7 separate regions of the Homo sapiens genome follow, and regions 1, 2, 3, 4, 6 and 7 are each linked to region 5. A link is a contact called in ENCODE Hi-C or POLR2A ChIA-PET data. All regions are on one chromosome and are shown on one strand. Each heading gives the region's core, a stretch centred on a gene start or an enhancer-like site at or near the end of the contact. The rest is flanking DNA. Distances are from core to core; before and after follow the strand shown.

The links. Hi-C counts contacts between places; a loop is a spot of excess contacts on that map. ChIA-PET counts read pairs that join two places held with the same protein, here RNA polymerase II (POLR2A). Pooled maps may share reads with other maps.
Region 1: a pooled map shows a loop between it and region 5 (2.6-fold over the local background). The contact joins the promoter of CCDC62 here to the promoter of ATP6V0A2 in region 5. A Hi-C loop is called at or near these places in 2 of 50 pooled maps. POLR2A ChIA-PET finds 5 or more read pairs at or near these places in 3 of 52 experiments (H1, PC-3 and activated naive CD4-positive, alpha-beta T cell).
Region 2: a pooled map shows a loop between it and region 5 (18-fold over the local background). The contact joins the promoter of HCAR1 here to the promoter of ATP6V0A2 in region 5. A Hi-C loop is called at or near these places in 4 of 50 pooled maps.
Region 3: a pooled map shows a loop between it and region 5 (10-fold over the local background). The contact joins the promoter of ABCB9 here to the promoter of ATP6V0A2 in region 5. A Hi-C loop is called at or near these places in 1 of 168 maps with a recorded cell type or tissue (CD8-positive, alpha-beta T cell), 3 of 37 single-sample maps with no recorded cell type and 9 of 50 pooled maps. POLR2A ChIA-PET finds 5 or more read pairs at or near these places in 2 of 52 experiments (CD4-positive, alpha-beta T cell and RWPE1).
Region 4: a map of CD8-positive, alpha-beta T cell shows a loop between it and region 5 (7-fold over the local background). The contact joins the promoter of NCOR2 here to the promoter of ATP6V0A2 in region 5. A Hi-C loop is called at or near these places in 2 of 168 maps with a recorded cell type or tissue (CD8-positive, alpha-beta T cell and naive thymus-derived CD4-positive, alpha-beta T cell), 1 of 37 single-sample maps with no recorded cell type and 8 of 50 pooled maps.
Region 6: a loop to region 5 is called in a map of naive thymus-derived CD4-positive, alpha-beta T cell, with 7 times the contacts of the local background. The contact joins the promoter of DENR here to the promoter of ATP6V0A2 in region 5. A Hi-C loop is called at or near these places in 1 of 168 maps with a recorded cell type or tissue (naive thymus-derived CD4-positive, alpha-beta T cell) and 5 of 50 pooled maps. POLR2A ChIA-PET finds 5 or more read pairs at or near these places in 2 of 52 experiments (PC-3 and activated naive CD4-positive, alpha-beta T cell).
Region 7: a pooled map shows a loop between it and region 5 (9-fold over the local background). The contact joins the enhancer-like site here to the promoter of ATP6V0A2 in region 5. A Hi-C loop is called at or near these places in 1 of 168 maps with a recorded cell type or tissue (CD8-positive, alpha-beta T cell), 1 of 37 single-sample maps with no recorded cell type and 6 of 50 pooled maps. POLR2A ChIA-PET finds 5 or more read pairs at or near these places in 1 of 52 experiments (GM12878).

The regions. Positions count from the first base shown.
Region 1 is chr12:122,773,197-122,776,359 of GRCh38, reverse strand. It overlaps CCDC62 (coiled-coil domain containing 62), which reads right to left and starts at 1,788. Exons shown (of 13, transcript NM_201435.5): 1 at 1,654-1,788. The coding sequence starts at 1,689. RefSeq lists silencers at 924-1,218, 1,741-1,950 and enhancers at 1,421-1,560, 948-1,641.
Region 2 is chr12:122,729,342-122,732,881 of GRCh38, reverse strand. It overlaps HCAR1 (hydroxycarboxylic acid receptor 1), which reads left to right and starts at 2,038. Exons shown (of 1, transcript NM_032554.4): 1 at 2,038-3,540. The coding sequence starts at 2,543. RefSeq lists an enhancer at 2,609-3,276.
Region 3 is chr12:122,964,514-122,967,914 of GRCh38, reverse strand. ABCB9 (ATP binding cassette subfamily B member 9) reads left to right here and starts at 1,452. Exons shown (of 12, transcript NM_019625.4): 1 at 1,452-1,628. RefSeq lists a silencer at 1,144-1,433 and enhancers at 1,198-2,003, 2,004-2,811.
Region 4 is chr12:124,566,095-124,569,278 of GRCh38, reverse strand. It overlaps NCOR2 (nuclear receptor corepressor 2), which reads left to right and starts at 1,667. Exons shown (of 49, transcript NM_006312.6): 1 at 1,667-1,971. RefSeq lists enhancers at 1-214, 215-1,075, 1,242-1,291 and silencers at 1,412-1,661, 1,772-2,131, 2,152-2,261, 2,402-2,621, 2,822-2,921.
Region 5 is chr12:123,710,458-123,713,958 of GRCh38, reverse strand. ATP6V0A2 (ATPase H+ transporting V0 subunit a2) reads right to left here and starts at 1,606. Exons shown (of 20, transcript NM_012463.4): 1 at 1,277-1,606. The coding sequence starts at 1,393. LOC105370042 (a long non-coding RNA gene) reads left to right here. Exons shown (of 3, transcript XR_945477.4): 3 at 1-1,193. RefSeq lists a silencer at 1,232-1,781.
Region 6 is chr12:122,751,203-122,754,739 of GRCh38, reverse strand. DENR (density regulated re-initiation and release factor) reads right to left here and starts at 1,916. Exons shown (of 8, transcript NM_003677.5): 1 at 1,790-1,916; 2 at 933-1,047. The coding sequence starts at 1,038. RefSeq lists enhancers at 1,408-1,467, 2,559-3,420 and a silencer at 1,608-1,657.
Region 7 is chr12:124,452,000-124,455,119 of GRCh38, reverse strand. All of the region lies in intron 8 of NCOR2 (nuclear receptor corepressor 2), which reads left to right. Among named protein-coding and RNA genes, the nearest start is that of NCOR2, 110 kb to the left of the region's middle. RefSeq lists enhancers at 1,861-1,920, 1,320-2,158. Within about 2 kb of position 1,564, at least 35 of the 41 ENCODE cell types and tissues checked have a DNase peak (open chromatin) inside an H3K27ac peak, as active enhancers do; they include CD8-positive, alpha-beta T cell and GM12878, where a contact is called at or near this core.

The DNA of each region.
Region 1 (3,163 bases), core at 539-3,038, 940 kb after region 5:
TAATACAATAATTTCTTTGAAGTATACAGCATTTTAAAATCTAACAAGTTGGCCTGACCAAATTGTGATCCCAGAATTAGCCACTTAGTGGCTACATAACCTTGGGCAAGTTACTTAACTTCTCTAAGCATTAGTTTCCTCACCTGTAAAACGATAGCAACTGCATTTTAACATCTTGGAGTGGTGAAGATTAAACAAGACAAACTCTGTAAAGTACTGAGCACAAAGCCTGGCCCGTTGTAATCACTCAACAAACATCAGCTCTCATTAACACTGTAAACCACATTTCAAATCATGGTGCTGTCCCTGCCTATGAAATAAACAACTAAAAGTGTTACTTTAATAGAGTTCCACCTTAAAGACAGTAATTAAAGGTTCAACAGAGGCCCTTTGTACCTCCTTACTGCTTTTTGAAAAGTAAGATTTGTAAATAAACAAGAATAATGAGGTTGGGCTCAGTGGCTCACGCCTGTAATCCCAGCACTTTGGAAGGCCGAGGTGGGCAGATCACCTGAGGTCGGGAGTTCGAGACCAGCCTGGCCAACATGGCGAAACCCTGTCTCTACTAAAAACACAAAAATTAGCTCGGCATGGTGGTGGGAGCCTGTAGTCCCAGCTATTTGGGAGGCTGAGGCGGGAGGATTGCTTGAACTCGGGAAGCAGAGGCTGCAGTAAGCCGACATTGCGTCACTGTACTCCAGCCCTGGGGACAGAGCCAGACCCTGTCTCAAAAATAAATAAATAAGAATGATGAATAAATTACAGTTGCTAGTCTTAACAAGGAAAATGGAATTTGGAGTCAAGGGATTTCAAGTCCCAAGGCTTGAATTCCAGTGTTGGGTTAGCCCTTCATTCATGCACTCAACAAATAATTTATTGAGCGCCAGTGGCTGGGCCACAGACCTCCAGGCAAGGAGCACATATTCCACTCCAGGAAAACAGGCAGTAAGCCGAGTACACAAAGGCAGGTCGTCTTACACTGATGGACGCGAACCTTGGGCAAGCCCACTTCCAGACTTTTTGGTACAGTGGAGTTGTGAGAGCTCCTTCCTCTACTCGCCAGGTTGTGTAAATTAAGGACACCCTGAGAGGTAAATGGGAAAGCAGCTCCCCAGACGCCAATCGTCCTCCTTAAACAGTAAGCACCGGGTACGCGCTACTCTGTGGCCCGGGCTGAATAACAAGGTGTTATTGGGTTAAGGAAACGGTCGTGACGCCGTTTTCCTCTAGTGTATTGTTTCACTTTTTTTTTTTTTTTTTTTTTTTGAGACGGAGTCTCGCTCTGTCGCCCAGGCTGGAGTGCAGTGGCGCGATCTCGGCTCACTGCAAGCTCTGCCTCCCGGGTTCACGCCATTCTCCTGCCTCAGCCTCCCGAGTAGCTGGGATTACAGGCGCCCGCCGCCACGCCCGGCTAATTTTTTTTTTTTTATTTTTAGTAGAGACGGGGTTTCACTGTGTTAGCCAGGATGGTCTCGATCTCCTGACCTCGTGATCCGCCCGCCTCCGCCTCCCAAAGCGCTGGGATTACAGGCGTGAGCCACCGCGCCCGGCCTGTTTCACATTTTAAGTAGACACCGTTCTTGAGAAGCAATAGATTTCGACCAATGTGCACCGTTCCCGCGGCGCCCCGCCGCGCCCGGAACCGCTGCTTACCTGGCGCCCGGCAAGGAAGGCTGCCGGAGGGTTCATAGGTGTTTCCTCCGCCCCCGGAGAAGCCCGGTGTGGGCGGCGTCACCTCAGAAACGCCATCGGCGCGCCTGCCCCGAGCGGCGGGGGCGAGCCCGGAGCCCCGGGGCCCCGCGCCCTCGGCCGACCCCCGCCCCGTACTCCAACCGCCTGCCTGGTGCCCACGCGGCGTGCGCCCGCCGGGGCTCGGGGCTCCCCGCCAGGGTTTCCGGGCCGCAGCCCCGCTGCGCTGGTGGGCACTGTTCTTCTGCCTCGGAAACTGGGGGCTCCCAAGTGGCTCAGGCTGCGTATGGACGCTTTTTGCCCACGCCCGAGGCTCCGGCGCTGGAAGGCCTGAAAGAACCGGCTGTTCACCACTACCCAGAGAATGAAGAAGTCAATAAAGGCTGCTGCGCCGCCCCCAGCACTCTGGTTTATGACATTTGAGTTGCTCACTTCCCTATCTTCCATCTTCCCCCTAATAACCGTGAGCTCGGCCGTGCTCGCTCCTGTGTAGCTGGCTCCCAGAACAGGACCTGACACTCGAATGCGTGGAGGCAGAGCCCAGCCCTCGGGGATAACAGTTGCGGGCTACCCTAGCACCTTTGATACTTTAAACCAAGAATCACAGATGAAGAGGGGGAAATTTACTCTTGGGAGCTCCTGAAAAGCAATGAGGAGAACCACGGTACTTTGTCATGACAAAATCTACGATATTCTGGGTTGAATCTAAGCTTTTTCACCTGTTCTTCCATAGTCACCTCTTCATCCCCCTTTCACTCTTCCTAAGATGTGGGAACGGGACTAGGAAAAAATAAGGCTTATCACACTTCAGCCCCGGCTGCCCATCCCTGAATGCTTAACCCATCAGACAGCAACACAATTACTAAATACGGTCGGTCTTACAGGGTTTCAACTTTACTTTTTGGTTGAATATGAAATGCCAAAACATGCCCTTGTGTTCAAAAAATACAATCTGAAAATGGAAAAACAAAATTAAGATTTCTTATTTTGAAGCTTTACTGATAGGCTCATGTTTGGGAGACCAAAGCAATGTCTTAGAATTTAAAATCAAGAAAGCTGGGCGCAGTGGCCTGTAACCCCAGCACTTTGGGAGGCCAATGTAGGAGGATCTGTTGCGTTCAGGAGTTTGAGACCAGCCTGAGCAACATGGTGACACCCACCTCTAAAAAACTTTTTTTTTTTTTTTTTTTGAGATGGAGTCTGGCTCTTGTTGCCTGAGCTGGAGTGCAATGGCACAATCTCGGCTCACTGCAAACTCTGCCTCTGGCCTCAAGCAAATCTCCTGCCTCAGCCTCCCGAGTAGCTGGGATTACAGGTGCCCGCCACCACGCCACCTTTGTTGTATTTTTAGTAGAGATGGGTTTCACTACCTTGGCCAGGCTGGTCGCGAACTCCTGACCTCAGTTGACCCACCCACTTCAGCCTCCCAAAGTGCTGGGATTACAGGTGTGAGCTACCGCACCTGGCCAAAAAA
Region 2 (3,540 bases), core at 789-3,288, 980 kb after region 5:
TGACCTTCAACCTAGAGCAAGAGGTGACAAACTCAAAATCCCACAGAGACTAGGCTTGCCAATGAGGAAAGCCAACCAGGTGTAAGGCAATAGGGAGTGGTGGGGACTGTGGCAAACAGTAAAGCTCATTCTCTGTCTACAGGGGCTCATTCTCTGTCTCTACTCCATCTACTCTAAGCTCCAGCTGATTGTTTCCATGTGGGAGTGTCGGTCCAGTGTGGCCAGATCTTCCAGTGTTCTAAGAGACAACAGAAATCCAGGTTTTTATAGGACTGCACCAGGTTTTAAAAACATATCGGCCAAGCCAGGCTGGTTTTTAAACCAGATATGGTCCACAGGCCATCATTCTAGCCCCTTGGCAGATTGAAGGGAGCTAGTGAAGATTTTTAAGTGAAAAAAGGTATATGATAATATCTGTGCTTCAGAAAAATCAGATTATTGTGTAGAAGATGACTTACAGGAAATAGATGAGAGGAAGGGAAACCAGTTAGGAAACTGTTTCAACAGTTCAGGTGGGAAGTGACTGCGGTCTGTGCTAGGGCGAGGCAGGGGAGAATGTGGGTGGACAGATTTGGAGTCCAGCATCCAGTGGGAAGAATTTAGCTTCAGTGTGCATCTAGAAGACAGACACATTCTTTCAATGCACCCCCTCTTTTCCGCCCCATTTTTTTTTTTTGAGACAGAGTTTCTTTCTGTCACCCAGGCTGGAGTTCATTGGCACGATCTCGGCTCACTGCAACCTCCACCTCCCGGGTTCAAGTGATTCTCCTGCCTCAGCCTCCTGAGTAACTGGGATTACAGACACATGCCACAACACCTGACTGATTTTTGTATATTTTTAGTAGAGATGGGGTTTCACCATGTTGGCAAGGCTGGTCTTGTACTCCTGACCTCAAGTCATCCACCTGCCTCGGCCTCCCAAAGTGCTGGGATTATAGATGTGAGCCACCGCGACTGGCCTCCACCCCATTTTCTTCTTTCTTTCTTTTTTCTTTTTCTTTTTCTTGTTGTTTTGTTTGTTTGTTTGTTTGTTTGTTTTAGACGGAGTCTGGTTCTGTCACCCAGACTGGAGTGCAGTGGCGCAATCTTGGCTCCCTGCAAGCTCTGCCTCCCGGGTTCACGCCATTCTCCTGCCTCAGCCTCCCGAGTAGCTGGGACTACAGGCGCCCGCCACCACGCCTGGCTCATTTTTTTGTATTTTTAGTAGAGACGGGGTTTTACCGTGTTAGCCAGGATGGTCTCCATCTCCTGACCTGGTGATCCGCCCGCCTGGGCCTACCAAAGTGCTTGGATTACAAGCGTGAGCCACCGCGCCCGGCCTCCACCCCATTTTCTAAACTGGAAGCTGAAAGGCACAGGGCAGATTAATAATCCTTAAAGCCAAAGGACAGGAAATTTTAGCAAAGACTCCAATTTTTTGTGCAGTCTAATGTTACTCATGATTGCTTTAGAGATGGACTCCTTAATCAACTCCTCCAATCCTCTTCCGCCCCCAGGGGGCAGTTTTAATTGATGGGCTCAGCACATAATTGAAATTAAAAACGTACATCTCATGGTGTTTGGCTCATTCAACAGCCAATGGAAACTCAGGGCCAAATCTTTGTAAAAGTTCTAGGCTCTGCTTCCCAGCAGAGGGGGAAACCGGCTCCCAAAGAGGCCGTTTTGTGGAGACAGACATATGAGAAGTGGGCTTCAGATCTATTTCATGGTCTTGGTGGTTGTGCAACTGGCCACTTTGGTTCACGGAAGGATGTAAAGGGCAGGGAGGTGGGAATAGAGCGGGGGAAAGGTGACTCCCGTCAAAGAATTTTTCTAACATCCATCAAGTATCGTGATTAGAACTTTTCTCTCCGCAGACTCCTCCAATTTTTGAGCGCGGTATTTTTCGGCACAGGAAATGGCCCGGAGGAGCTGCAGAGCAAAGCCTCCCCTCTCTGGCACCGCATGGGAGTGCCCCGTGGGATGAGGGAGAGGACAAGGCAGTCAGGCAAAGGTTACGGGAGGAAAGCAAAGGCAGGAGCCCAGAACCACTCCAGGAAATGTTTGGATTTCTCCACCAGGAGGGAGGACAAACAAGCTTTCTTCTTGCCTTCTGGGCAGCTTTGTGTGCTCTCCAGCACGGAGTCCGAGGAGGAACAGCGAAGCTGAAAATGAAAATTACTCTGGCGCTGGACCCAATCGCTCCTCTACGGCATCAATCTCATCGGACCCCCCCACCCTACCGCCTCTCAGAAATGACCACTTTTGCAAAATTGCATGCATTTCCAAGCTTCATCCGGCTCCAGGCTTGGCCTCTCCCAGAGGCAGGCGGCTTGTGAGACGGGCTCCAGAGAAAGGACCTCCCTGGGTCTCTCATTTCCTGGCTGAAGTTTCTCTTCTCGCTGCTGTGGCAGCATCCAACCCACACACACAGGACCCGCATCCTGGGTGATGAAGTCAGACACGCAGCAGCTGGGTGAGTGCTAACGCTCAGATAAGCATCTGTGCCATTGTGGGGACTCCCTGGGCTGCTCTGCACCCGGACACTTGCTCTGTCCCCGCCATGTACAACGGGTCGTGCTGCCGCATCGAGGGGGACACCATCTCCCAGGTGATGCCGCCGCTGCTCATTGTGGCCTTTGTGCTGGGCGCACTAGGCAATGGGGTCGCCCTGTGTGGTTTCTGCTTCCACATGAAGACCTGGAAGCCCAGCACTGTTTACCTTTTCAATTTGGCCGTGGCTGATTTCCTCCTTATGATCTGCCTGCCTTTTCGGACAGACTATTACCTCAGACGTAGACACTGGGCTTTTGGGGACATTCCCTGCCGAGTGGGGCTCTTCACGTTGGCCATGAACAGGGCCGGGAGCATCGTGTTCCTTACGGTGGTGGCTGCGGACAGGTATTTCAAAGTGGTCCACCCCCACCACGCGGTGAACACTATCTCCACCCGGGTGGCGGCTGGCATCGTCTGCACCCTGTGGGCCCTGGTCATCCTGGGAACAGTGTATCTTTTGCTGGAGAACCATCTCTGCGTGCAAGAGACGGCCGTCTCCTGTGAGAGCTTCATCATGGAGTCGGCCAATGGCTGGCATGACATCATGTTCCAGCTGGAGTTCTTTATGCCCCTCGGCATCATCTTATTTTGCTCCTTCAAGATTGTTTGGAGCCTGAGGCGGAGGCAGCAGCTGGCCAGACAGGCTCGGATGAAGAAGGCGACCCGGTTCATCATGGTGGTGGCAATTGTGTTCATCACATGCTACCTGCCCAGCGTGTCTGCTAGACTCTATTTCCTCTGGACGGTGCCCTCGAGTGCCTGCGATCCCTCTGTCCATGGGGCCCTGCACATAACCCTCAGCTTCACCTACATGAACAGCATGCTGGATCCCCTGGTGTATTATTTTTCAAGCCCCTCCTTTCCCAAATTCTACAACAAGCTCAAAATCTGCAGTCTGAAACCCAAGCAGCCAGGACACTCAAAAACACAAAGGCCGGAAGAGATGCCAATTTCGAACCTCGGTCGCAGGAGTTGCATCAGTGTGGCAAATAGTTTCCAAAGCCA
Region 3 (3,401 bases), core at 203-2,702, 750 kb after region 5:
CCTTCTGGGTTAAAAAAAAACATAGTGTTGTAAGTTCTGAACAAATTCCCCTCTAAAGAAGCTGTCCCACCAAGTAGCAGAGGACATTTCCAATTCAGAGAGTGCTCCAAAAAGCCTCTGTTCAGGGCTGGGCACACATGGCTCACGACTCTAATCCCAGCAGTTTGGAAGGCCAAGGAGGGCAGATCACTTGAGGTCAGGAGTTTGAGACCAGCCTGGCCAACATGGCTAAACCCCATCTCTACTAAAAATACAAAAATTAGCCAGGCGTGGTAGCGGACACCTGTAATCCCATCTACCTGGGAAGCTGAGGCAGGAGAATCACTTGAAGCTGGGAAGCAGAGGCTGCAGTGAGCTGAGAACTCGCCACTGCACTCCATCCTGGAGTCTCTGTCTCAGGAAAAAACAAAGCCTCTGATCAGAGGATCCAGGGATGTGGGCAGTTCTAGCCCCACCTGCTGCCCCTCTGGGCCGTAAGTCCACTCCCCCACCCACTTCCCACGGTTCAGGCCACATGGACCCTTTTCTGGTCCTCAAGTGGCCAAGTTGGTTCCCACCTCAGAGCCTTTGAACTTGCAGGCCTTAGCGTAGGATGTTCCTCCCTCCCCGTGGCTCACGCCTTCTCACCTTTCACTTACACAATTTTATTTATTTTACTGCATCCAGTACCTGAATGGCCTTATGCACTTACTTGCTGATGTTCTGTCCCCTTCACGCCATGAAGGCTGGGAGTTTTCTGTCTTTTCACACACAGCTGTGTTCCCAGCACCTGGCAGTCACTGAGGACATATCGCTGCCTCCCCTCTCCAATGCCCCGAATCCCTGATCTTGCACCAATTTTCTCCGTAAAATGTATTCCCTTCCAATATATCTCATTTGCTTATATGTGTTGTCTGACACCCTCACTAGAATGTCAGCTCCAGAAGGGCAAGGATCTTGTTTTGTTAATTGTTTAATTTCAAATGCTTAAAAGGGCATATGGCACGCCGTAGGCACTGGATAAATATCTGTTGGGTGAACGAATGAAAGAATAAGTGAATGAATGAGGACCATAACCCACCCTCCTGGACTGGCTGGCTGTCCCTCCAGGGAAAAAGGCCAGTTAAAAAGCTGGCCTCCTTCAGGTGAAACCATTTCCGTCCCCTCAGGATGGGCCCGTGGCTCCAGGTGGAGGCCAGCACGCAGTGTGGAGGGCCTGGTTGGCCAGATGTGGGAGGAGTTTGCCACAGGTGAGCAGGTGGCCAGCTGTGGCCCCGCCCCCAGGAGGCCCGTCCCCACCCGGAGGCTTCGCCAGCCCCCTCCTCGGGGGCCCCGCCCCGTCCAGGAAAGCCCGCCCACTCCTCCTGAGGCCCCGCCCCTCCCGGGAGGCTCCGCCGGTCCCTGCCCCAGGATCCCCGCCCCCTCCGTCACTGAGGCCCCGCCCCGTCCATCAGCCTGTCTCAACGCACGCCAGTCTCAGCTCCGACCTTGCAGCGGCGCAGCGCGGGTGGGAGGCGGGGAGGAGCAGCGGGAAGAGCGGAGCGAGGACCGCGTCCGGCGCAGTCTTCAATGAGCAGCGCGGAAACTGCACCCCAGACCCGAGCCTGCTGCGCGCCCCCTCCCAGAGCTCACCTGGTGCCAGGTAACAGGTAAGGGCAAGGCACCCTAGACCCCTGGTTTTGGGACCTTTCCAGGCCAGGGTGCCAGGCCAGGCACGCGTTGGGGGGCGTCTGGGCACCCCTGCCTCGGTGGGAATAGGCATCTCGGTTGAAGGTGGGAGCCTCCCTGGAGCCCTCCCGGAGCCCGCAGCCGCAGCTCCCAGCCCCCATCCCTGCAGCATCCTTTCCGCGCCCGTAGGGCGAATGTTGCCATTTTTTTTAACCCCCAAGGCGCCGCTGCCTCTTGGAAAATGTGGGAGGTGTTGGAGGATCCTGGGATGGCTGTCGTTCCCCCAGGACGGGGCTGGCGCGCCTTCTGAGGGCTCCCACTGTCCATGTCAGGGCTTCCCAGGGATCCTGAGCACCAGGGCTTTGGCAGAAGCCTGGGGGATCTGGCCTGTTCCTGCTGACCTGGGCAAAGCCCTTTTCTCAGTCTCCTCAGCAGGCCAGTGGGCTGCCGCTGCTCCCCGCCATCCACGCTGGCAGTGAGGCCTGTAGGTTCCCAGGGGAGCCTCTTTTATTTCTGGGCCTCTGGAAAAAAAAAAAAAGCCTCCTCCCCCGGCCTGACATTAACTGAGACAGCTTTAAGCTGGGCTGACAGGATCCCCGCCTCTGCCCATTCCCCTTTTCCGGATAGTGCAGGGCCGGGTGACAAGAGGAGGCTTGGAGGGAGGGCACCTCGCGCCTCTCTGCCTCTCCTAGAGCTGAGAGCACCTGAGACAGCTTCTCAAGTCCCAGAGTGAGGCTGGGCCCCACGTGGGCTGCCAGAGGCTCAGCAGGGATGAAATCAGGATGGACCCACGCAGACCCAGCCCGCTCCTGCCCCAGAGCCAGGGACCCCCACAGTCAGGCCCTCCCACCCAGCAGGCCTCTGTCAGTCAGTGCTTTGCTGCGCAGCGAATGGAATGGGCTTATCTGGGTCTGGGCCCACACCGGGGTAAAAAGCTCACCATGTCAGGGGTGAACCGAGGCCACTGGGCCACCCAAGTTCTTTGGCCCCTTTTCTTGCAATCCCTGAATAGCCTGGACAGGGGACCCCCGAGTCTCCATCCTGGAGACCCTGGATGCGGGTCTCCATCCTGCCTTCGTCCTTTTTCTGCGTGTCACTTAACCTCTTCTGTCTCCCCAGCTGTAAAACGAAGCTGATGACCACAGGGTCCTCCCAGGGAAGTGGGGAGGCCTGGCTGCTTTGGGAGGTGCCAGGCACATAGTAGGGCCCGGTGAAGGGTCTCTGTTGCAGTGTCATAATAACTTTTATCTATTGTCTCCTGGCCTTCTCTGCAAAGGGTCTCTGTTGCAGCGTCATAATAACTGCTATCTATCGTCTTCTGGCCTTCTCTGCAGCTGATGCCTAGAGATACCCCAACCAATGTCTCCTACCCTGGGAAGAAAAGCCTTTGACAAGACCCCTGGTGGGGACAAGGCCACTTGCTTATCCTGTGCCATTCTTTAGTGCACGGAGTCAGGGCGAGCCACCCCTGTCTTCCTGGGCCTTGTCCGGTTCTGGGTGGGGCCTATTCTGGCCACCACCTTGTCCTTGTCCCTCAGGCCAAGCAGGTCACCCATGTGCTCACAATTTGCCCTCCAGCTCCACCTGGCCGAGCCCAGCGCATCCTCTGAGTCAGGCAGTTGGAGAGCGGTGACAGGCCTCTAAGCAGCCTTGGCTGGTGGTCACGCTTCTGCCCAGTAGCTTTAAAAATAACGGAGTAACTGTCCCCACCGAGGACTGTAACCCGACCCGGGGCTGGAGTCCACTCTGCTAGG
Region 4 (3,184 bases), core at 418-2,917, 860 kb before region 5:
GGGCTGGCAGAGGAGCTCCCCCGCCCCCGCTTCCCTCTCCAAGACCCTTGGTGGGGGAGGTGGGGGATCAGGCCTTCCTTCTGCGGCTCCAGCTTTTTGCCTGTGGATTCGGACCGACTGGCTGGGCAGAACTGGAGCTGGTCGGGCCAAAACAAGGAGGTGGGGGGGGGGCACTGACCTATGACCCCTCCTGTTTCAGTCTGCAAACTGCTCCCCTCCACACCCACTTCCCTTTTGCCAGACATTGTCAGCCCCAGAGGCTCCCGCCAGCCCCCCAAAAGCTCATAATTAAAAGCCCGAGGGGGCAGAGAAGGACCTGGCTGCAGGGGAGCCCGGCAAACCCAGCATCCTGGCGGAGGCGGGAGGCCCGCCGGCCTCTGGAAACCACGCGGCTGCCTCCCCACCGCAGCCATTCCCCGCTCTCCCTGGGGGTTCTCAGATGTTGCCAGATGGCAGAACTGAATCTGCTGAGACGTCACTCCAAAAAAGGAAAGTTGAACTGAAAAAAAAAAAAAAAATTCAAACTCTCCAACATCTTAGGAGAAAGCAGAAGAGGAGGGAGGGAGGGAGGCTCCAGGCCCAGGGCTCCCAGTGCCCTCTGCTGTTCAAAGAGATCTGCCCTGGTTGGAGAGGGCAAACCTGGAGGGGGTGGGAGGAGGGGGTAAATGAGGACACTGGGTTGTCAGGGCGGCCAGGGGGGCCAGGTTCCTGCTGGAGCGGAGAGTGTCTGCCTGTGCGTGGGGGAGCGAGCACATGTGTGCCGTCTGTGACTGCGTGCTTGTGCAGGCCGGGCGTGTGTGGCTCCCAGGGTCACGCTTTGGGATGTGTGTGTCTGTGTGTGTGTGTGGGGGGGGCGGGGGGGACACAGGCTCGTTGCATTGTCTCCGCATTTGTGTCCCTGAATGTCCCCAAGTGGGACTTCACTCAACACATTCGTGAGTCCCTACTGCGATAGGGCAGTGAACAAAATAGAAATCTCTGCCCTCAGGAAACTGGCATTCTAGCGTCTGTGTCCTCCGGGGTGCTGTGAACTCGCGTGGGTGTCCCAGTATTTGTCTGTGTGAGATCTGACATCTCCGGTCCGTGGTGGGTGGTGAGTCTGCAGTGTGTTCGCCCGGGCTGGGTCTCGGGTCTGGGGAGGCCCAGCGTGTTCCTGCCTGGAGAGGGCTCTGCGCTACTGTCTGCTCCCGTCCCCAAGTGCCCCACTGGGCGTGCTCCTAAAAGGCCCTGTGTAGGGCCCTCCCTGCGCGCCCCCTCCCCATCCAGCGGCCACTCCAGAGTTATAATTTAATAGCTGAAACGCGATTCCAGTGAGGTACTGGGGCTGGAGAGGAGGAGGAGGGCCCCCGGGCCCGCAGGAGAAGAGGGAGGGGAAGGCTGGGAGGCGCTTCCCCCCTCCTTCCTCCTCGGGGAGCTGCCAAAAAGAAACTCGGCGTCGCGCCCAAGTGTGTGCGTGCGTGTCTGTGTGTGTGGCGGCGTGCGCGCGCGAGTGGGGACGCGCAGGGCCTGGAGAGAAGGCGCGGGCCCTTTAAGGAGCCAGAGGGGGCCGGGCCGGGGCGCGTCGCTGCGGGCGGGGAGCCGGGAGCAGGGAGGCCGAGCCACCGCCTCCCGGGCTCGCGCCCCGCCCCCTCCTCCCCCTCCCGCCGCCGCCGCCGCCGCCGCCGCCGCCACCGCCGCCGCGGCCGCCGGGGAGCGCGGAGCCGCGGGCAGGCCGGGCCGCACCGGAGCCCCGCGTCCGCCGGCGCCCCGCCCGAGCCCTGCGCCCGCGCCCTGCGCTCCGCGATGCGCGCCAACTTGCGGGCCGGGGACCCAGGGCCGGCGCCCTAGGAGGCGGCGGCGGGAGGATCGCGTCCCGACCCGAGGCCGGGCCTGCTGCGCGCCCCCAGCCCGATCGGCACCGCCACTTGCCTGAGCGCCCCGGCGGCCCGAGCGCGCCCCAAGCCCGGGCGCCACCGCTGCCACCTCCGCGAGGTGAGTTGGGGCCGAGGGTCCCCGCGAAGGGCGGGGGGAGGCGCGGAGCGCGCTTCCGGGGGATCCGGGGAGGATCGGGCGGCGCACGCGGCGGAGTTGGCGGGGCCCCTGCACTCCCGAGTTGGCGCTCTCGGGGGGTGGCCTGCTGGGGAGCAAGGCGCCCCGCCGACACTGCGGCCCGCGTGCTCGGGGGCGCCGGGGAACTTAGGGGAACTCCAGCTCCCTAGCGAGGGGGCGGGAAGGAGGGAAGTGGCGTTGGGGTGGGCGGGGGGCGCGCTGGAAATGCACAGAGCGGCCCCCCACAGTGTGCGCCGGCTCTGGGGACTTGGCCGCCAGGCGTCCCTTGTACCCGGTGTAGCCCCGGACCTGGCGGGGCGACACTGCGCCTTATTTTCCATCGGGCAGCGCGGGTTTGAAAGCCCTTGGAGATGGTACCCCTAGCTCCCTGGCCTGGCTGTTGTGGAGGGGCGCATGAGGGTCTCTCACCAGCCGAGGGGGAGAGCCAGCCTTGTCCCTCCTAGGCGTGGGGCCACGGGGCGCTGGGCGGGGTCCCTCGGGAGAGTCGCCCCTGGTCCCCCTCCCCCGCGGGCCGGTGTTCCTGGTGTCTGGGCCTGCCTCCCGTGGCTGGTGACGCCTCATTGGGCCGCCTCCTAGTCCCTCCCCCGGGCTGTGCGGATACTTGGGATGCCACTACTTTGCGAAGTTGGAATTCAGAGCTGATCCCACTTGGGCACGACTGGGAAGACCCAGACCCTTGTCTAGAGGGCAGCTTCCTCAGAGGCCTGCGGGGAGTGAGGGCACCCGTGGGGTACGCCCTCCCCGCCCCAGACACTTGCAGGAGGAGCAAGCCGAGGGCGGGAGGGCACGGCGGGCGGGAGGGAGAGACAGGCTGTACCTGGGAGCTGCTGTCGCCCGGGCCCAATTAGCGTGGGGCGCCCGGCGTTATTTTTACATTGTAGGTTTATTTTTTTGGAAGCGAGTGTCCTCCCGCCGCCTGTCGCGCGCTCCGGCTCTCCGAGGGTCTGGTGCAGGCAGCGGGGGCGGATCTGTTCTGTCGGCTCAGCCTCCTCCCTTCCTCCCCCTCCTCCTCTCCCCCGTTGGTGAGAACTGGTTTTATTGTGATTATTATTATTTTTCCCTTTTTGCAGATTTGGAGGAAGGATGTGTGAGGGAGGGAAGAGGGGAGGAGGGGATAAGGGGAGGACCCTGTGGG
Region 5 (3,501 bases), core at 357-2,856:
TGCACCCTCGCCTGTCACTCAGGAGTCTCTCCATGACTTTGCAACTGCCTTATGGGGCTGATCTGGTATTAGATATCTGATATCAATGGATATCAGATCTCGGGTAGGGCTGATCCCTTTTGAAATTAAGGACACCTTAGGAAGATTAAGGGAAACAGTCAGGAGATGAAAGTGGTGGCCAGGAAATAAAATGTTCGCCTGAGTGGATTTCAATTCAGTCAGTAAGTACTTGCTTCACGGTCTCCCTTCCACACCCTGTTCTTTGCCTTCTTAGCACTTATCACAGCTCATAATCAGAGTGTGTTTAATCTGTCTCCTCCCACACTGGAAGCTCCAGGAACACAGGGACTGTGTCTGCCTTGCTCACCACCGAGTCTCCAGCACCAAAAACAGTGCCTGAACATAGCGGGCAGTCAAGAAAAGCTTGTCTGTTCATTCAACAAATGCCTATCGATGCCAATGACTGCCAAGGACTGCGTTAAGGTACTTACTCTCAGAGGTTGACAGTCCTTGGTGGAGACAAACAATAAACAAGTAAATGGACAAACAAATGTTTATTATTACTTGTTGGGGAGACAGCTTCCACTCGACAAACAATGACTGAGTTCTTAAGTCCTTACACACAATGGTATGTACAGCATTAAGCATCAGTGACCAAAACACAAAAATCCCTCTCCTCAAGCAGATGACATCCAGCTCCTTCCCATTTCTGGCTCTGTCTGGGCTCCTCCTGTTCCCTCCAACAAGGACCCTCTCCCCAGATCTTCCCCACGGCTGGCTCCTTTCTATTTGGGTCTCAGCTGAAATATCACCTTCTCCGGGAGGCTTCCTCGACAATCCCTTCACACTCACCTCCCGCCCGAATCACCTTCACATCACCCCGTTTCTTCTTTATGGCAAACCTTTTCTGGTTGACCTATTTATTTGGTTAATGCGCCCCCCTAACCCCCGTAAAGTTCCAAAAGGACTCCAAGAGGCCTTTGTGGGATTTGTTCTCCCGCTGAGCTCGGTGCCCGGAGCTGATGAAGACCACACGGGCGATCCTAACTAACTGGGGCAGAGCAGCCGCCGACCACACAGACGGCCGGCGACCCTGGAGTCAGCCCCGCGCTCCGGGAAGCTTTGGCCGCTGAGCTGGGGTGTCATCTTCCCCGTCTGGACAATGGGGACGGGGCGCGCCCTTCCTCGGTGCTCCCCGCGGGAGGGCCCCAGCGATGCGCGGGATTGGGGGCGCCAGGAGAGCAGGTGCGGCCCGCGTCTCCCGGGCGACACTCACGTCTCGGAACTGGACCAGGCCTTTCTCGCCCAGGGCGCTGAGGCACTCGTAGGCCGTGCCCGACTGCAGGAAGAGCTGCGCCAGGCACATGGTCTCGCTCCGGAACAGGGACCCCATGGCGGGCCGACCCGCGCCCGGAGGGGCTCGATGGGCGGCGGCGGCTCCGAGCCGCGCGGGCCCGCACACTCAGCCGGTGCGGCCCGGGCCTCGAGCTCTTCCTGTGGCCTGGCCGCGGCCCCGCACTATGGGGCTCCAGACTGCAGCGGCCGCCCCCGGTTCTGCCACCGCGGCCGCCGCTCCAGCTGCCGCCACAGCAGTCCGCGAGGTCCCGCCCCCAAGCCACTGCCGGTTCCGGTTCCGCCCCCGCGTCCCGCCCCCCCCGCCGGCCGACCAATGGACGCCCGAGGTTGTCGCCGCACGACGTGGCGGCAGGGCCAACCAGCGCGAACCCGGCGGGTACGACCACTGCAGCTGGCGCTCCGCCGGACTGGACGCAGAGCTAAATCCCGCGCGGCTCCCCGGCTTTCCTGGAGGAGTCTCGCCGAGTGTGCACGCCGCGAAGCTCACCCGTTCCTAGTGCACGACCCTGTGCTGCTGCGTGTGTGTGTGTGTGTGTGTGTGAGAGAGAGAGAGAGAGAAACGGAATCTCACGCAGTCCCACAGGCTGGAGTGCAGTAGCGCGATCTCGGCTCACTGCAACCTCCGTCTCCCAGGTTCAAGCGATTCTCCAGCCTCAGACTCCCCAGTTGCTGTGACTACAGACGCGCGCCACCCGCGTCCAGCTAATTTTTTTGTATTTTTAATAGAGACGGGGTTTCACCATGTTGGCCAGGCTGGTCTCAAAACTCCAGAGCTCAGGTGATCCGCCTGCCTCGGCCTCCGCAGTGCTGGGATTACAGGCGTGAACCACTGCGCCCGGCCCTGCTGCTGGTTTTTTATGGATAGGGTTTCCCTCTGTGGCCCAGGGAGGAGTGCAGTAGCACGAGCTCGGCTCGCTGCAACCTTGACCTCCTGAGCTCAAGCGATCCTCCCACCTCAGCCTCTGGAGGAGCTGGGATTACAGACGCGCGCCATCACACCCGGCTAATTTGTTTTTAAAATGTTTATAGAGAAGGGGTTTCATCATGTTGGCCAGGCTGGTCTCGAACTCCTGAACTCAAGCAATCCTCCCGCCTTGGCCTCCCAAAGCGCTAGGATTACAGGCGTGATCCGCCGCCCGGAGGGATCCTAGGCTTCTTCGTGAAGTTGGAGTGTGCAGCCAGCATCCCAATCCAGTTTTCAAACATTTCCCACCGACCTCGCAAGACTCCTCCTGCTCAGTTGCAGTCTCCCCTTCCCGCCCGGCCTGGCCACCACAGGACAATTTTGTCTCGCTAAATTTGCCACCTCCAGGCTTGTCCTGTCGATGGAATCACACAGCACCCAGTGTGTGTTCCCCACACTGACCGGGAAGCAGTGGCCCCCCGCCCCAGGCCGCAACCTCACCGCTGTCCCAGTCGAGTCTCTGCTTACATATCCCCTTCCTTGAGACTGTCCCTGGAGTCACATCCTTGTTCTATTTCCTTCACTGCACCTGCCACCATCTGAAATTATCTTGTCTGTGTGTTAGTGCCAGTCTTCCCTGCTAGAATGGAAGCTCCACCAAGGTGGGGACATTGTTTCTGCCACTGTGGTATCTCCAAGCCCCAGCACATAGTAGCCACTCAATAAATAGTTCATGAATGCATACATAAATGTATAAACTTAAAAAAGTTAAAACCATAGACACTCCAGACCCCATTCTGCCAAACTGAGTTTTTTCCTTCTTTTAAGTACAAAAGGCGTCCTCACAAAGCCCACAAAATCAAGCTAAATTACCTGTCATTTGGAAGTTTTAAATTTATTTTCCATAAATACCTGAAATCCAAAGCTAGTTACACTAGGCTGGGTGCCCTGGCTCACTCCTGTAATCCCTGCACTTTGGGAGGCTGAGGCAGGTGGATCACTTGAGGTCAGGAGTTTGAGACCAGCCTGGCCAACATGGCAAAACCCCGTCTCTACTAAAAAAATATAAAAATTAGCTAGGCGTGGTGGTGGGCACCTGTAGTCCCAGCTACTCGGGAGGCTGAGGCAAGAGAATCGCTTGAACCTGGGAGGTGGAGCTTGCAGTGAGCTGAAATGGCATCCCTGGACTCTAGCCTGGGCAACAGAGTGACACTCTGTTTCAAAAGAAACAACAACAACAA
Region 6 (3,537 bases), core at 667-3,166, 960 kb after region 5:
CAAAAAATGATTAGGTTGGTGCAAAAGTAACTGCAGTTTTTGCCATTACTTTTAATGGCAAAAAGATATCATTTCTCCTTCTACGGTACTTAAATGTCAGATGTGGTCTCTACTGCAGTCACAGAATGTAAGGTCCACGTGAACAAGGATCTTCTGACTTATTCACTACTCAGGCCCCAGCACCTAAAACATCACTAGGCACACAGTAAGTTCTGAGAAATATTTACTGAAAAAATATTTACTTGCCCTTTTACTGTCCTGTATCTTCAGATTTTTCTGAAAGTTTCCAAGATGCGAATACATACAGCATTTACAATTCACAAATATTTCTATATTGAAAATGAAGAAAAACACTCGAAAGTGAAAAAGATCTTGATTAAACCTAATACATATATCATGATTCAAACCAAGAAGACTTTCCTCACTGTCCTACCACCCAACACTCCAACCTCACCTTCTCCCACTCCTTAACGGGCCACCCTCCCTATACGATACACCAGACAAACTCAAAGCTGCTCACTTCTTCACAGACAGCCATCAAGCTTTTTCTTACATAGTCGTGCGCTTTGTCTGGGACGCCGTTCCCCACCTTCTCATCCAGTCCTTGCCATCCTTAACTCATAATCTTCCAAGAAGCCCTCCTTTGACAGCTAGACTAGCATACACCTTGAGGACCTTCAGGCTGAAATAACCTAGTTGCACATCCTGTTACAAATGGACTGTAAGCTTCTTCAGGCAGAGTAGCCAGACACAAATCACCCAGGTGGGGAAACTCTGTTAATTCATGCCTCCTCCTCCCCAGGACTCCTCTCCCCCAGTACAAACTCACCAAATGAAAAGGATGGGGAAGAAAGCTTACCAAATGTCAAACTGTTATTACAATGCATAAAAGTATAGTGAGTAAAAGTCATTCTGTGGCTACCAACACTTGCCTCCACAATAAAGGACTCGAAGTGGGTAATCGGCATCTAACTTGGCACTGTTCCTTGGGTCTCCTTTGCAGTCAGCCCCGCTGGATTCAGAAATGTCAGCAGCCATTTCACAAACCTGTAAGCAAGGAAAATAACACACCCTCACTATTTTAGAATCAAGACCCCAGAAGAGCAGTGTTCCTCTCAACAGAAACCTCCCCACCCCAAAGCTGTTTCAAGTCTGTTGTTGAGTGGGGGATACAAGCTGCATTCGATTCATAAAATATGAGCAATCCCAGGCACAACATCTCCTTGCTCCACAGGTCTACAGGGAAGCAAGCAGCAAATGGACCATGAAGGATGGGGCAGAGGGACTCACTAGAGAAAAACAGGAAGCAATGGGGAAGGAAAGATGGGGTGAGTACCCACGGCAGACACGGAGCAAAAAGGTCTGAGGGTGATCTGGGAGGGATGCAAACTGCAGTGAGAGAAGGGCTACAAAGGCGCCGAATGGAGAGAGGCTGGAAGTGCCTAGGAACAAGGGGTGGGTCATCGGAGAAGCCCGGGGTGCAGGGTGTGGGGGCAACTAAACGCCATGAGAGGGGCCTGGGGAGTCTAAAAAGGGCATGGGAGGGGGCGGGGTAACCAGAGCGTAAGAAGGATGAGGAGAGAAAACGAGCGCAGAATGTAAGAGCACTGAGGGGACAAGGGCGACCAGGTCTGAGGCGAAGGAGCAACCCCGGGGACGCCAGAAGGGGCCCTTGTGGGCGGGGGTGTGGAGAGGCCCGGCCCGGCCCCCTTCCGCCAGGCAGCATCTCAGCTTCCCCCACACTCTCTACGAGCTTCTCGGGAGCGGGAGAAGCACTTGGGGTCGTTACCCAGGCGGTCGCACAGGCCCCGCCGGCTCCGCTCCCGCCGCTATCGCCAGCTGAACCAACACATGCAACTCGTCTCCCCGGCCAGGGCCGCCCGAGCGCCCGACCGCCAGCAGCGCTCCCGCGAGACAATGAGCCTTTATCGCGAGATTCCGGCCGCCGCTGGGCGGATGTCGCGAGAAGCCGGAAGACGGGGGCGGAGAAAAATTGCGGAGCGTGCGCCTTGCCCTCCGGTGGGGGGCGTGGCCAAGAGGCCGAGAGGCGGGCCGCCGGCAGGCGGTGCTCGTCACCCGTTGGAGAGGATGAATCCTCGAGATGGGCGTGCCGAAGGGAACGTGACTTGCAGACGCAGAGAGCGCACCTGAGTCACAAATGACTCCCTATTAATGAGTCCGAGGATCATCGCCTCGGTGTCTGCGGTGCATCCTGGAGTCCTGACTAACCTCCAGCTACTGCATAAATCACTCCCGTGCGGGGAGATTGCAGCCGGATAGAGCGTTTGGTCGCATTTTAACACCATGCACTGAATTAAAGGAAGGTGTTCTCCCTCCCTCCCTCCCTCCCTTCCTTCTTTCCTTCCTCTCTTCTTTTCTCTCTCTCTTCGCCGGATGGAGCGTTTGGTTGCGTTTTAACACCATACACTAAATTAAAGGAATTCTTTTTTCTTTCTTTTCTGTTCTTTCTTTTCTTTCTTCTTTCTCTTCTTTCTGTCTCTTTCTTCCCCTTCCCTCCCTCCCTCCCTTCCTTCCTTCTTTCCTTCCTTCCTCCCTCCCTTCCTTCCTTCCTCCCTCCCTTCCTTCATCCTTTTCTTTATGTTTTGACAGGGTCTCACTCTGTCACCTAGGCTGGATGGAGTGCAGTTGCACAAACACGGTTCACTGCAGCCTCGACCTCCCAAGTAGTTGGGAATACAGGCGCGCGTTACCACACCCAGCTAATTTTTAATTTGTTTATAGAGGTGGGGGAATCTCCCTATGCTGTCCAGGCTGGTCTCGAACTCCCGGACTCAAGGGATCCTCCCGCCTCCGCCTCCCAAAGTGCTGGGATTACAGGCGTGAGCCACCGCGCCCGGCCTACAATTTTTTTTAATGAAAAAAAGAAAAATGTAAGAGTATGGGAATATATGGGGAAAAGAAAGATCAGATTGTTACTGTGTCTGTGTAGAAAGAAGTAGACATAAGAGACTCCATTTTGTTCTGTGCTAAGAAAAATTCTTCTGCCTTGAGATGCTGTTAATCTGTAACCCTACCACCAACCCTGTGCTTCCTGAGACCTGTGCTGTGTCAACTGAGGGTTAAATGGATTAAGGGCTGTGCAGGATGTGCTTTGTTAAACAAATGCTTGAAGGCAGCATGCGCCTTAAGAATCATCACCACTCCCTAATCTCAAGTACCCAGAGACACAATACACTGCAGAAGGCCGCAGGGACCTCTTCCTAGGAAAGCCAGGTATTGTCCAAGGTTTCTCCTCATGTGATAGTCTGAAATATGGCCTCGTGGGAAGGGAAAGACCTGACCATTCCACAGCCCGACACCTGTAAAGGGTCTGTGCTCAGGAGGATTAGTAAAAGAGGAAGGAACACCTCTGTGCAGTTGAGATAAGAGGAAGGCATCTGTCTCCTGCTCGTCCCTGGGCAATGGAATGTCTCGGTGTAAAGCCCGATTGTATATTCCATCTACTGAGATAGGGGAAAACCGCCTTAGGGCTGGAGGTGGGACATACTGGCAGCAATACTGCTCTTTAAGGCATTG
Region 7 (3,120 bases), core at 315-2,814, 740 kb before region 5:
CTTCTGTCTCTATGGATTTGCCTATTCTGGACATTTCCTATAAATGGAATCTTGCAATATGTGGTCCTTTGTGTCTGGTTTCTCTCACTCAGCATCATGTTTTCGAGGTTCATCCGTGTCGAGCGTGGGTCGGTCCTTCGTTCCTTTTTGTGGCTGAATCATATTTCACTGTAGGGGTAGGTCACGTGTTGTTTACCCACTCATCAGTCGGTGGACGTGAGATTGTTTGCATATTTGGGGTATTGTGAATAAAGTTGCTGTGAACATTAGTGTGCCGTTTCCATGTGAACGTACGTCTTCATTTCTCCTGGGTGTGTACCTAGGCGTGGAATTGCTAGATCCTCTGTTAACCCTGTTTAGCCCCTTGAGGAACTGCCCAACTGTTTTCCAAAGTGGCCGAAAAGTGGCCGTACCATTTTACATCTCCACCAGTAAGCTGCCTCTTGCCTCGGTTTCTCCTTTTCTGCCAAATAGGGATGGCAGGGTTGGATGAAGTTCCCAAGCATTTCCAGATTTCCGGGTCCTCCCGCTCCCGTTTCCTGATTGGTCCCCGGGGGCCTCCTGGGGGAAAGGGCCTGTGTCTTAGGGCCCGAGGAACACAGGCGAGGAAGCCCCTGTCCGTGGGAGTCTGTGGGCAGATGGGGGTGGGCAGCTGCTGGTGTCAGAAGCTTTGGAACCAGGGACCCCACAGTGAGTCTTCTCTGGTTCTTTGGAGACAAGGGGACGGGGTTGTCTTCCACTTGGGGATCTCAGAGCAGAGGCTTCCACAAGGCTGATGGCACAGGAGGCTAAGATCTAGTGTTTGGACTCTTGAAGGCCCCTGGCTTGGTGCCAGTCAGTGGGGACAGGGAGGACGCCTCACAGAGCTGTTGCCGTCCCATTTTCTGGATGAGGCTCAGTGAGAGGAGTGCCTTGTGCCGGGCCACACAGCAAGAGATGAGGCGTGGAGGTGTGCTGAGCCCCTGGGAGAGCGGCCGGCCAGTTCTGCACAGATCTGCCAGGCCCGAGTGGCCACAGGCATCCTCCAAGCAGAGGCAGCTGCATGGTGCACCCTCTGCAGGGTCCTGTCTACCAACTGGGTGCCAGAAGCCCGGGCCAGGGACGGCCTGAGGTGCTGTGGGTCACAGAGTCCAGTTCCCAGGGTGTCTTCCATCAGAAGCTGCAGTTCCAACGCCCCTCCCCTCGGCAGGGACGGATCCCTGTGGCCTTCCTGGAGGAATTTGCATTGGAAAGGATGAAAATAGCACCAGAGGTGCTAACCAGGGGTCGGGGGCACTGAGATGGTGGGGCACGGCCCCTCCAGCCCAGCTGTGGGGACTGGACCAGGCTGGGAGCGGGCGCAGTGGTGGAGGGCGTGCCCAGCAGCCCCGACCTCTCTGCCGCTTTGAGTCATTGCTTCCTTCCTGTTCCAAGGCGTTATTTTAAGAAGCTGGTGTCACCAGCGGGTTGAGGGCTGGGGCTGTCACTTCATTTATTGCCAGCTCAGGCCGCCTGGGACTCTGGCTCTTCCTGGTGGCCCTGCTGGCTGGCTCAAAGCCCGAGGGGGGCCGCCTCCTCCCTGGCCCCTGCTGGCTTTCTTAGTCACCACCATGCCTCATCTCTGCCTGCGCCCTGCGTCTGGCACCTGCTCCCCTTTGCCCTCTTTCTGCCCTCTGAGTGGCTGTGCCTCTGATTTTAGAGGAGACGGAGGCTGAGCAAGAGAGAGCTGGACCTTGGGGCCTCCTGGGTGCCGCCCCTACCACCCCAGGCTCCACACGCATCTAGGCCTCGATTCCCTCACTGGCGTGAGTCCCCCCAGGGGTCATTTCTCCCGGGAGGATAAGGCCTGGGGGTGAGGGACAGGGGCCAGCCATGCCCCCCAGCCTGTGTGGCTGTGGAGGTGCCTCATGGCCCCATGTGGGGACCCCGGCTAGCCTGGGCTGGGAGCCGCCAGGCCTTTGTGCAGCCCTCTCTGCAGAGGATGAGGGGGATGTTGGGGAGTCCCCTCGGGCCCTGCGTCCCCTCAGCAATGCACCTGCCAGGACATGTCACTGTCCCTCCCTCCCCCCACTCCCTTCTGGGCTTTCCAAGATGGCTGTCCTCAGCCTGTTGCCATGGCGGTGCACGGCATTCCAGGCAGCTCTGGGCCCAGAGCCTCCCCTGGGCTCCTGGGGTTCAGGGGCCTCGGGGAGTGGCTGGTGAGTGCCTCCCAGGGGGGCAGTTCCTGTTTAGAGGCCGCAGCACCCCACAGTATCCTCAGTCCTTCGGGGCCTTCGCCTTGTGGGCCCCTCACCGATGGCCGCCTTGAGAAGCAGGGGCTGTGTCCCTATCTACAGGGCAGGGGAGGAGGCCACCAAGTGGAAGTGGCCTTCCTCCCCTGTGGCTTTGGTGGGTTGGAGGCTGACCGGGCTCTTGCTGCCCCCGGGAGCCGGTCCTGCATTTCTGCACCCGCCCTGTGCCGCAGAAGCACTGTCCCCTCTGCCCACCTCGCCCTCCCAGGGCTGCGTGCTGTGGGCTTCCAGCCCCTTTCTGGCCCCCTTCGGCTGTTTGCTATCTTTAAAACCAAAACAAGACAAACACCAAATTTCACCAAGTCTGAAATTTTCTGGGCTATCCAAAATTTCCGTGAAGTAGGTCCTCTTTGACCTACACCCATATTCCAGATGAGGAAACCGAGGCTGGAGTGTTGAGGGCACTTGTCCAAGCTCACAGCTAGTGAGGGAGGAGGCACCATTTAAATTGGGGCCTATCTGTTTCCAAAACCCGAACCTTTAAGTGATGTCCGCTTGCACCTGGCCTGCATTTGATTGGCATGTGGGGAACATAAAGGAGCCAGTGTGGTTGCCCGGGTTACAGCATGGGCATCTTCACAGGGCCCCTTGCCATTCCTGAGACGAGGATTCGCACCCTCTGCAGGGATGCTGCACTGCACCCCTTCCCTCCACTGGGAAGTTCTGCAGTGAGTCTGACCGTGGGCTCTCTTGTTCCTCTGCCCACTTCTCCCTCTTGTTCAAACTTCCAGGGTCAGGGTGGGGAAACTGCCCTCTGTTCAGGGCTGAGAACCTTGGGAGGGGAGCCTGACCCGGCACGGGGAGAAATGGCCCATGGCAGCTGCAGGATGACATCTCTGTCCCCAGGAGA